Regions from separate parts of the Homo sapiens genome. Here region 2 is linked to region 1. A link is a contact called in ENCODE Hi-C data. All regions are on one chromosome and are shown on one strand. Each heading gives the region's core, a stretch centred on a gene start or an enhancer-like site at or near the end of the contact. The rest is flanking DNA. Distances are from core to core; before and after follow the strand shown. Region 1 holds the start of CSK (C-terminal Src kinase). Region 2 overlaps TBC1D2B (TBC1 domain family member 2B).

Region 1 (5,973 bases), core at 1,294-3,793:
CGGTGGTGAATGGGAACATTTTCTGCTTTTTCCTTGCCCCTGACCCAATGCAGAGAGAAGAGCAGCTGCTTCTGAGAGGGTGGAGGGCACCAAGCTCACCAATGAAAAGCACATCCCTGCACACGTGCCAGCCAGAAGCCAGACTCCTTTCTTCAAAGGCCCTGGGACCCTGGATCACACCTTCACAGCTCACAGTTGGTAAAAAAATAAAATAAAATAAAATAAAAATTAAAAAGGCTGACTGGGGTGGGAGGGAGCTAACCATGTCAGGCTCCAGCCCCAGTCCCTCAGGCTGGAAAGGAAGTTAGGGCTGGGTGTGGGGCCATGTGAGGGGAGTCTCACAGGCCCAGGACATCTGGGTCCCCTCCACTGTGCATGTCAGGACAGCCAGAAAAAAAAGTGAAAAAACAAAAAAACCCTAAATCGTGAGCAGGGACCCAGCAGGACAAAACTGCCAGCAGCTCCAAGGGAGCCCAGACACTGCTCAGCACCCACCAGGGCAATGCCTGCTCTCCTGGGCCAGAGGATCCTGCCAGGCCTCAACCTCACCCCTGCTGTCCTTGCCCTGTTCCTGCTGTGGCCACAACCAAGAAAGACACTGGAACCGCCAGGGTACTAGGAGCTTGAAACAGGCCCCCTGGGTGTCCCCACTCTCACAATGCTCCCATGTCCCCAGTCTGTAGCCTGCTGCCAGTGGAGACAGAGCTTCCACGGTTCCCATGTGACCCCATTTATATCCTGAACTTGGCTGCTCCTGTGCCAGCTGGGCCATAGGTGTGGCGAGTGCTGGGTCAGGACTGACCACCAGGTTGTTTCAACTCAGAGCCGGGGCCAGGACCGGACCTTCCTGCCACACCACACAGATGGCCATACACCACACATTCCCCACATCTCCTGCTAGCTGACCCAGCCACAGCTGGAGCCGGAAGCCCTTTCACTCCCTCCAGCCCTCTGCAGGGAAGCACGTGCTCAACCAACAAGGTCCCTCTGGGGCCGGGCTGGGGGCCTGTGTCCCCAGTGGGTGAAGGTGCCTGCCTGGTTTCCTTCCACCCACAGCCATCCAGCCCTGTATAGCTGGGGATGAAAGGACAGCCAGCCTAACTCCACTAGAGGCCTGGGGTAGCAACTTCTCCCTTTGAGCCTCGGTTCCCGGGTGTACAAAATGGGCGGGGAAGTGAACTGGTAGTTAAGCTCCAAAAAATCTGCTGGCTGGACACACCCCTTCCTGACACCTGGTCTGGGCCACAAAGAGCCTAGGAGAATGGGCTGCCCAGGGTGCCAGAAGGTGGGGGCATGGTGCTAATGCTCCGTTACCTCCCCCCGGGCAGAAGGCCTGCCCAGTTTCCCACCCAAAGATCCCTTGGCTTAGGCCTGGTCTTCTGAGAGGCCAAGGGTGACAGGCTCAGTCCTAGGACCTGGGCTTCTAACTGCTCACCCGAGGTGGCTGGGCCCTGGGCTTGCTTGCAGCCCGCAGGGTCATGGTGGGGTAATGAGGGAGGGGTCAGAACCAAGCAAGCCAGGGCACCTGCGGGGAGGCCCTGTACAGGGAAGGGCAGGGGAGTCCAGCACTCTCTCTAGGGACCTGGCCCATACGGATCCTCTTCCTCCAGACTCCAGCCACCTCCTACTCTGAGCTCCACAGAGGGGGGGACTCGGGATGACCCGAGAAGACGAGTCCGTGGAGCTGCAGGGCAGTACCTCCCTCATGCACTCCCTTCCAATTTGGGTTCTGACAGTGGCTCCTGGGAGAATTCGAACCCGTGCAAGGGAGTAAAGGAGAGAAGGGAGAAGTGGGAGAAGAGGGGAATGGGAGTGGACGCGACAGTGGCAGCAACAGAGACTAGACGCGCGACCTCCACCCTCTTCCCTCCAGGGGACACTCCGGGACGGCCAGGCACTCACCTCTCTTGGGGCACTGCGGTCCGGGCCACCTCGCCGCGGGCGGCATCAGCGGCCTGCGGGACGGTCCATGCGGTCAGGGGGGAGGGGAGGGGCGCAGGGGTCCCCAGGGGGTGCGGTACAAAGAGGTATGGGTGCAAGGAGAGGGGAGGAGGGACCGCCAGGCAGAGGCAGGGGGACGGACGCACGGCCCGGGTCGCGGAGGGAAGAAAGGCGGGGGAAGGGGGCGGGAGGGAGTCGGGGGGAGGAAACAATGTAGCCGGCGCGGCCCCGGCAGAGTTCCGCTTCCGAGCGCCGCCACTGAGGTTCGATTTTGGAACGTCGCGCTGGCTGCCGGGGGCCGCCCCGGACGCTCGATCGGGGCCGCGGGGCTCCTCGCGCTCCACGCCCCGCGGGCTCCGGCGGCCAGAGGCTGGCTGGGGCGGGAGGGACGGCGGGCCGGGTTACGGCCCCGACGGCGGCGCAGCCGGGCGGTCGCCCGGCTCGGACCCCACCCCGGCAGAAGCCCCCGGGCAAGGCGCGGGTGGGGCAGGAGCGGGAGGGCGGCAGCGGGCTCGGCGGCGGCGGCGGCCAACCTCGGCTCGCCCAGGGCTCCGCTGGGAGGAAGCTCGCAGGCCTGGCGAGAGGAAGCGCGGCCCGGATCCTCCGCCCGCGGCAGCGCGCCTGCGCGAGGGGGCCTGCCCGGCGCGCGGCGGGGCGTGGGCCGGCGGGGCGGCGCCCCCTGCCGGGCGCCGGGGGCACTGCGGGGGGTGTGTCCGCGCCCACGCCCTGCCCCCACTTGCCGCCTGGCTGCGTTGAAGGCTCCGAGGGTCTCTCCTCAGCCGGCCTGGGAGCAACCTCCCAGCCTTCTCTGGACGCAGCTTTCCCGCTGCAGAAGCGCTGGGGGCCGGGCCTGGGCCCCTCTCCTCAGGTCTGTTTGTGGAGAGTGGGCCTGATTCGCAGCAGAAAGCCTTCATTCATTCATTCACCAACATTTCCTGGCGCTGACATCGTGGCGGAGCCTGCTCTGGAGTCTATTGGCAAGACCATTTCACTACCGTCAAGGCGTTCTCGGTCGGGTGGGGGTAGGCTGACAGGCCGACAGACAACGGCAAGGAAATAATTGATCAAAGTGGAGAGGTGGTGGACACGGTTCCCAGGAGGCAGAAAGAAAACTAGGGCTAACGGGGAGACCTCACACCTCACAGAGCCGGGACCAGGCAGAGGGAACAGCATGCACAAGGGCGGGGAGTGCGGAGGGAGCTTGGTGGCTTCTGGGATCTAAATATAGCTCAGGCGGCTGCCGCTTGCAGTGTGGGTGGGGGAGAGTGGTGGGAGATGGGTTCCTGCAAACAACAGGGGCAAAAGAGATCCAAAGAGCCTCATGGGACTTTCTTGGAGTTTATGTTCAGCCTGGAGGCAATAAAGAAGTTGTCAGCAGCTCTGTGACCTTGGGCAAGTTACTTAACCTCTCTGTGCTTTAGTTTCCCCATTTGGTAAAATAGGTGATATATAATGGCACCGACTTCTTAAGTTTTTGTGGGGAGGGGAGGAAATGAGTTAATACGTTTAAAGTGCTTAGTATGCAGTAGCTGGCACGTGAGGAGCCCTCCGTTAAGCAAGGGCTGTTACATCACTGTTAACGAAAAGCAGGGAGATGACCTGCTCTGAGCCACAGGAGAGGACAGCGTGCTCAGGCATGACAGGGGTGGGAGAGTGCAGGGTGGCGGGGGAACAGAATGGGGATGCAGTGATGAGGGTGAGACCGGGGAACAGAATGGGGATACAGTGATGAGGGCGAGACCAGAGACTCCAGCGTAGGGAGGAGGTAAAGGTGGGGGACTTTCTAGGGACTAGACCCTGAAGCAAGGGTCAGGCTTGGGTGGACAGAGGGAAGAGGCACTCTTGGGGTTGGGGGGGAGGAAGTGGGGCATGCTGACAAAGTCTTGGAACACAAAATAAGCATGAAGAGGCCCGAGGGAGCGAGAAGAGGGCAAACAGCCCTGTGGGAGACGGAGCTGGGAGACAGTGTGGCTGCAGATTGTTTTAAAGAGCCTCGGATGCCAGGAGGAGTTGCCCCCAAAACCACAGGTCGGCCCTCTGACCCAGGGCACCCTTAGGCCGGTTTCCCAGCTGGAGCCAGCCCTTTGGAGAGGGATGTCCTTTGAGGAGACAGCCAGTAAGTTTCAGAGATAGGTGTGGTGTAACAGAAAAAAGATGAATTTGGGGTTCAAGTCTCCAAGTTAAATTTCAACCCGTCCACTTACTAGCTGTGTGACTTAGGGCTAGTTACCTAAGGTCTCTGAGCTGTTTCCTCTTTTGTAAGATCAGGCTCAAAATATACTTCTCTCATGATAGATAGTGCAGATTCAGCAAGATAACGGCCTGGGGGTGAGGGAGTGGAAAGGGTGCTCAGCAGAGCTGGTTTCCCTTTCTTTCCTCTGAGGTCAAGATGGAATGATAATATGGGGCCGGATGGGGGGCCGCCTCTCAGCCTACAAGAAAGCACTTCAGCAGCTCTGCAAAGCCTTCTGGGAGGGAGAAATTGACATCTCCCCTCCCCTGGCTGAATCAGCTAGCAGAATGGGAAAGAAAAGACTGGGGATTTGGGGAAAATACTCTAATCCCTGTTCCAGTTTTGTCACCAACCTTTCTTTATCCCCAAATGCACTTGACTTTTTCCCCTGGGTGTGCTGTGGCCCAGCTGTGAACTTTGGAGTCAAATAGACCAGCATTTGAATCCTGGCTCCACCTCTTCTCAGCAAAGTGAAATAAATTTTTTAATCTTCCTGTACTCCAGGCACTGGGGATAAAACCATAAACAAATCGATAAAGGGCCCCACTCCCACAGACCTGTCCTCTGGTGGAATTATTGGGCTGGGCGCCGTGGCTCACACCTATAATCCCAGCACTTTGGGAGGCCGAAGCAGGCAGATCACAAGGTCAGGAGATCGAGACCATCCTGGCTAACATGGTGAAACCCTGTCTCTACTAAAAATACAAAAAATTAGCTGGGCGTGGTGGCGGGTGCCTGTAGTCCCAGCTACTGGGGAGGCTGAAGCAGAAGAATGGTGTGAACCCAGGAGGCGGAGCTTGCAGTGAGCCGAGATCACGCCACGGCACTCCAGCTTGGGCAATAGAGCGAGACTCTGTCTCAAAAAAACAAAACAAAACAAAACAAAACAAAAAAACAAATGCTTATTGAGCACCTACTAAGTGCTAGGTGGGAAGTGCTAATTAGGGAAAGGGAATCTGGTCGGTGGGAGCAAGGGAAAGCAAAAAGAGAAATTAGATAAGCTGTGAGTCTGCCTTTCTTCATGTCTAGGACATATAGCTCTCCTGTGCAAATAATTCACAATCTTCCTGTGCCCGACTATCACCAGACTCCTGCAAGTTAGCTCACTGTACCCTTGGCAAGTTAGCTCACTGTACCCTTGGCGTTTGATACTGCACAAAAACCTCCTCAACAGATAGCATAACACTAATTCTATAAAATCTCCAACAACCTTTTGTTTCCTGGCAGTCAGCTTCTCTTCTGCCTTCTTGCAATGTATTTTCCTACTTTTTCTAATAAATCTGCCTTTATCTACAACTGTCTTAGTAAGTTTTTGTTTTGTTTTGTTTTGTTTTTTGTTTGTTTGTTTTGAGACGGAGTCTTGTTCTGTTGCCCAGGCTGGAGTGCAGTGGCATGATCTCGGCTCACCACAACCTCCCGCTCTGGCATTCAACCATTCTTCTGTCTCAGCCTCCCACGTAGCTGGTACTATAGGTGTGTGCCACCATGTTCAGCTAATTTTTGTGTTTTTAGTAGCGATGGTTTTCACCATGTTGGCCAGGCTGGGCTCAAACTCCTGACCTCAAATAATCCACCCACCTTGGCCTCCCAAAGTGCTGGGATTACGGGCGATAGCCACCACGCCCCAGGCCAGTGTTGGAGGAGTGGGGGAGGGTATTGCAGGTGGGGAGGAAGATAGTGAAAGACCCTGAGGCACAGAAAGCCTCAGTGGCTCAAGGGACAGCCAGAAGGCCAAGGTGATGAGACCGGCAAGCAGGGGAGAGTGGTGTTTGAGGAAGGGACAGATTCTATAGGGTGTT
Region 2 (5,973 bases), core at 1,354-3,853, 3.3 Mb before region 1:
TGTTCACCCCTCTTCATAGTTGTTATAAAGATCAAATGGGAAACTGCATTGTTAAGTGTAAAGAGCCATATGTATGTGTATATACACATATATATTGTATACATATATATGAGATGATATCATTTTGAAAGGGTTAGCATTATGTTTAGTTGTAATTAACAGGAAACCTTACTAATAAGGACTTACACATAGGGAGTAATTTGTCTCACATGATAAGCAGTTTGTGGCTGGCATAGCTACTCACTAGTGCCACTGAAGGGCCCAAGCTGTCTCTGACTCTGTATTTTCCATTGCTAGAGTGTATTAGCTTTCCTGCTCATGCTAGCTGCCCCTGGGGGTGGCACTTACATCAAAAGGAGAATGCTTTCCCAGAAACCTGTGGCTTATGCATCATTGGCTGGAACTGTCATATGGCCATTCCTAGCTGGAAGGAGTCTGGGAAGCCAAGTATTTTAGCTGAGCATATGGCCACGATCAAAACCAAGGTCTATAAGTAAGGAAAAGCTGGATTGAATATTCATTAAGGAGCCAGCACTGTCACATAGTTGCTTACATTAATTTTTTTTCTAGAATCTGTGTTGAGTAAGAGACTTTCCTGTGTGATTGGAACTTGCAGCTTTATTATTAGTCAGTATCTGTTCTGTCTGCCCTCTATTTTGTAGCCTGCCCTCTGAAGGCATGCCATGCCTCAAATACCATTCTACATTGTCTTCTGTGTCTGGATAGATAAAGACCTAGTTTCAACATAAAAGAGTAATTTGCATAAAGATACAATCAGGTGTCTATAAACCTTTATAGCTGTTGAGAATGAGGTAGCTAGAACCCAAAGGAGGTGCCCATAAATGGCTAATAGCCTCATTACAGGATGTATGTCTAGCACATTCCGTTTACTTCATTCCCCACATAAACTAATAAGAAAACAAGCCAGGGATAACAACACCCTGCTTTTTTAAAAAACTTCTTGAAAGTTCATGAGTACTAAAGCACTCATGGTCATAGCAGGCTCAAATGCCCAAGTGCCTGTTTGAATATGGATGGTATTTCTTGCAGAAAATTGTATTGTGAAGACAGTTTGAAGGATGACCACACATTTCCTCCCCTGAAGCAGCTGCATTGGTTAGTTGAACTGTTACACTTTTAACAGCTTGTGTGCAAGGGGATGGCGTGGGAGGAGTAGCTGTAACTTTCAGTCCTCAGGCAGCCTGAGCAGTGCTCTCGGTGCAGGATGCAGGGTGTAGAGAGCTGCCAGAAGGAAAGCCATCAGGTGGAATGCAGGCCCCGCGTTGGCAGTGCCACAGGAATTACACATCATCCTTTAATGTCGTGATTCCATACAGAGATCAAGGAAGCTGTGCTTTTGTGTAATCCTTGTAAAATGCTGCAAAATACCATGCGTTCTTGTGAAGTATCAGTCATGGTAGTTACCAGTGTTGTATCTGAGAGGCAGCATGGGGAGAGCTTATGGGACCTTGAGCACATCATAATTTCCCCATCTGTAAAGCAAGATGCTCTCTGAACCAGTCTGTGAAAGTCAGGTTGTGAAAGAATGTGACTGTGGGAGGGAGGATGTGAGGGAGATGCTGAGTGGGGTTAGATTGCAGTTCTGTCTCGGAGGAGCCTGCTAGAGAGGGTTGGAAAGGAGTCTATGTGGAACAGGCTTGCAATTTGGTGTCAGCAGAGACATCCTCAGCCTAGATTTGGTGGGACTTGGTGCAGGTGAATACAGGGATTGATGTGGCTGTGAATGGGGGTGGGGTGGTGGCTGAGCCAGATTGCAGGAGAACAGGGAGGAATGGGAAAGGAAAAGAGGGAAACCCCCACCCCAGGGAAACCCCCACCCCAATTCAGGGCATCTGTCAGAGGCAAGGTGGCAGGAGAGAGGAAAGTCAGGAAGTATGATGAGTATAAACCCACTCAAGAACTGCAGGGGCCTTTGCTGCCTTCTGCCCAATTGGCCTTTTGTCCCATGCCATGTTAGCAAGTTCTTGTCTTTTATGGATTAATTTGGTCATTTAACCAATATTTATTAAGTCACTCCTCTATGCTAGGTGTTGGATATGCAGCTGTTAGCAAATCAGATAGAGGTTCAGTTCTCACAGAGTTGTGTCCTTGATGGGGGTAGGGGACAGGCAAATGAGCAATTAACCAGACATATGGACTGGCCCATCCTGGGGCCTCTCAGGACCTGGTGGTTGGCTGCCCCTTTTTTCTGGTACTTAGATGTATGCTATGTCCTCACTTGGAAGATATTTCTATTCCTCCTGACTGGGTCCTTCACAATCTGTATTAAAACTCACATTGATAAATAAAAAAATTTTTTTCAGATTAAACCCACCCTGTCTTCCTCCAACTCCCAGTGTTGACACCCAGACTTTCGTTTGCTGTGTGCTTTGATGCATATGGGTACAACCCTTTCCCAGTGTTCTTTTCTCCTTTCTTGGATGCAGCTGCAAGCCTGGGTTGAGTTTTATGAGAATTCTCCCACTGTACACAGTTCTGTGCTCTGCAGAGGTTGCTGGCGGAGCACCTAGGCCTGACTGAGACAGCAGGAGAGGAGAGGGAAGACTCACTGAGGCAGTCCGGTTGTAGGCAGGAGCCGCCCCTGTGCGGGGAGTCCCATTAGGAGGAGACTTTGAGCATCATGTGTTAGAATGCAGTAAGTGGGAAGGGCTCTTGGAGACCAGGGAGGCTGAGACTGCCCGGGTTCACACTGGATTTAGAGGCAGTGCTGGAATCAGAACCTAGGAAATGGGAACAATGCAGTCGGAAACTCCCTCAGAGTTTTCATTTAGGCATTTGAAAATGTTTAAAAAAGACAGAGGTCTAAACACCAAAAACCGTCAGGCACAGACTTTCTTTCCCCACTGAAGCTGTAAGACAAAAGACATGTTCATGAACACTAGTCCAGCCTCTTAAAATCTTCGAGGAAATGTTGCCATGTCCTAGTTTGTGTTTTCCCTTAGTGTCCTCCTTGAGGCGGTTTCCTGCATGCTAATGTTAGGACATGTATTGAGGAGAAGCCAGCAGCTCTGCTTTTCATTAAGTAAATCTCACGTGGTCTCTTAAAAACCAAAAACCAGACAAAAATAACAGTAACAGCAAAAATGTATTAAGCTGGAAAAGAGCTTCTTTTTCAAGTCAGATAATTACTTTTAGAAATTTTCCTCCAACGTGTTCCTCCCTGGTCTCTGGTCCCTTTTCTCCACCCCTCCTTGGGGCCTCTGAGTTCCTCAGGAAGTATTTCCAGTATGGGCTGTGGGTTGCTGCAAGGCCTGGGGTTTTCTTGGTAATAGGCACTTTGCCACATGAGCATTTGACAGTCCAGTCTCGCAGAGGGGCCGTTCATCACCTTGCTACTAGCCCACACAGGAAGAAGAGGCTGGACTCAGCCTGTAACAGAAATCTGTACAGTTTGTTGTGTTTATTTCCTGACTTGGCTTAGAATTGTGATGATGATTGTAAGACCAGCCTTTGAAGTAAAGGAGTTTGAGCTGCACCTTTACCCCATGTGCCTGTAGACTGACACATGGTGTCACCAACATTGAGCACCCCCTGCCCCCCACTCCAGACACTGTGCTCTCTAGTAGGTACACTCATCTCTACCTGCCTTGCAATATTTGTATACTGCAGGGGCAGGTGTCTGGGTTCTGGCCCTGGCTCTGGACTCTAGTGTCCTGATGGAGAAAGTAGGTAGGGAGACTGGACTGGATTAGTGGTGTTTGAACTTTTTTTTCTTTTGTTTACTGGAACCTCTTTTCCAAATGAAATCTTAAAGGCAACCCTAGTATATAAAAGAGTGAAGGAGGAACTGCTGAGGATGAAGCTGAGCATGGGGCCCCCATCCTCTTTTCCCTCTAGAAGTCCCCCAGGCATCTCCTGGAACCCTAAGACTCACAGGAAGGGTCTGGATCCCAACGACTCAATGTATTTATTCTGTAGTGACTTGGAGCTTGACATGTTACTGTTTTACTTATGTCTCTCTCCTGGATGTGTTCTCCTTTACGGGGAAAGCTCTGTCTCATTGGTTGTTGTGCCCTCGGTGCCTAGTGCTTAATACATGATAGTAAAACCAAGAACTGGCAATCTGTGGTTATTTGTAACTTCTTGCCTCTTGACTCAAGAGGCTGCAGTGAGCCGTGATCACACCACTGCACTCCAGGCCTTAGTGACAGAGTGAGACCCAGTCTCAAAAAAAAAAAAAAAAAAGTGTATACTCTGTTACCAAGTCTGTAATTCTTCTGTTCCCAGCACACCGTCTTGCTTTTCTTAGTCAGAACCCTACTGTAAGCCATGCATTGACTCTCCTGGCCAGAGCCAAATTACCCTGATAGATACACAGCACTTGTTTACTCATGCCATGCCCAAGATACTTCCCCAGTGTGTTCTTGAAGCCCTTCCTACACTGATTGTGGTCAAGTCAGAACCTGCCTACACAGTGCAGGCCCATCATGTGGCATTCAGGACGTTGCTCTCCAAGCCTGCGCAGCACAGGAATGCCTGCTCTCTGTTTCCTTTACCAGTGCTCAGTGACCTTTACCAGAGACCTGTTCTTGCTGACTCTGATTGTGTGCTTCTCTGATTAGAAACGAATTTTTCTTGGCTGGGTACAGTGGCTTATGCCTGTATTCCCAGCACTTTGGGACGCCAAGGTGGAAGAATTGCTTGAACCCAGGCATTCAAGACTAGTTTGGGCAATATGGCAAACCCTGTCTCTACAAAAGAAAAAAAAAATACAAAAATTAGCTGGGCATCGTGCGTGCCTGTAGTCCCAGCTACTTGGTAGGCTGAAGCAAGAGGATTGCATGAGCCTGGGAGGTTGAGGCTGCAGTGAGTCGTGTTCACTGAGACCCTATCTCAAAAAAAAAAAGAGAAAATAATTTTTCTTGAATATCAGTGGTCAGCAGTCAATTCTGATTTCACAGAAAGAGATGGTTGATTTTGTTGATATAGAGATATTTTAAAAAGAAGTGTAGATCAAATTGATTATTGTAAAGTAATATTGAATTCTGTTTATAAGCATGTCCTATTCTCAGAGAGATTATGCCATTCGGCATGGGATAATTCTACCACTGAAATACCAGTGCAGATTATGTTATTTGGAAGAATACAAAGTATTTGTAGTTAGAAATGTTTTTATCAGCCGGGCACAGTGGCTCATGCCTGTAATCCCAGCACTTTGGGAGGCCGAGACGGGTGGATCACCTGAGGTCAGGAGTTCGCGACCAGCCTGGCCAACATGGTGAAACCTCGTCTGTACTAAAAATACAAAAATTAGCCAGGTGTGGTGCTGGGTGCCTGTAATCCCAGCTACTTGGGAGGCTGAGGCAGAAGAATCGCTTGAACCCAGGAGGAGGAGGTTGCAGTGAGCCGAGACCGCGCCATTGCATTCTGTCCTGGGCAACAAGAGCAAAACTCCGTCTATGGGGGAAAAAAAAAGAAAAATGTTTTTATCAAAAACAAAAAAATTTTAAGTAACTTTTTATTATGGGAAATTTTAAACATATACGAAGAATAACATAATATTACCTCTAGGTTTATTAGGTAGTTGGAACAGTAATTACCCCTCGTTTCATTGATACCCTGCTTTGTTATTTTCAAGCAAATAACATGTTACCTGAAGCAAATATTACTATGTATTTGTTAAGTAACAAAATGTTGCTATTTTGAAGTAAATCCTGACCATCATATCATTTCCACCTTAACTATTTCAAAAGTTTACATTTTAAAGATGTGTTGTGAAGTTTCATCATGCTTTAGCATCAGTATGTTTGCTTGTGAATTTACTGAACTGCTATTCTGTGATGTGCAAACTTTATTTTTTCACTGTCACTCTTTACAAGCAAATACATTTATATTTGTATTTCTCCCACTTTCTTAGAGAAAAGGGACCCTTGTATAATCTGATCTGCACCTTGCTTTTCTTATATAACAGTTTATCCTGGAAATTGTTTCTTATCAGTACAGGTGATTGGA

The links. A loop is a pair of places that touch in the nucleus more often than their neighbours do. Pooled maps may share reads with other maps.
Region 2: a loop to region 1 is called in a map of natural killer cell, with 10 times the contacts of the local background. The contact joins the enhancer-like site here to the promoter of CSK in region 1. A Hi-C loop is called at or near these places in 1 of 168 maps with a recorded cell type or tissue (natural killer cell), 1 of 37 single-sample maps with no recorded cell type and 4 of 50 pooled maps.

The regions. Positions count from the first base shown.
Region 1 is chr15:74,778,650-74,784,622 of GRCh38, reverse strand. CSK (C-terminal Src kinase) reads right to left here and starts at 2,543. Exons shown (of 13, transcript NM_004383.3): 1 at 1,903-2,543. RefSeq lists enhancers at 184-243, 254-383, 1,266-1,841, 2,884-2,953, 2,974-3,093 and silencers at 2,074-2,333, 2,444-2,663, 5,701-5,973.
Region 2 is chr15:78,045,397-78,051,369 of GRCh38, reverse strand. All of the region lies in intron 2 of TBC1D2B (TBC1 domain family member 2B), which reads left to right. Among named protein-coding and RNA genes, the nearest start is that of TBC1D2B, 29 kb to the left of the region's middle. RefSeq lists a silencer at 3,970-4,049. Within about 2 kb of position 2,603, at least 19 of the 41 ENCODE cell types and tissues checked have a DNase peak (open chromatin) inside an H3K27ac peak, as active enhancers do; they include natural killer cell, where a contact is called at or near this core.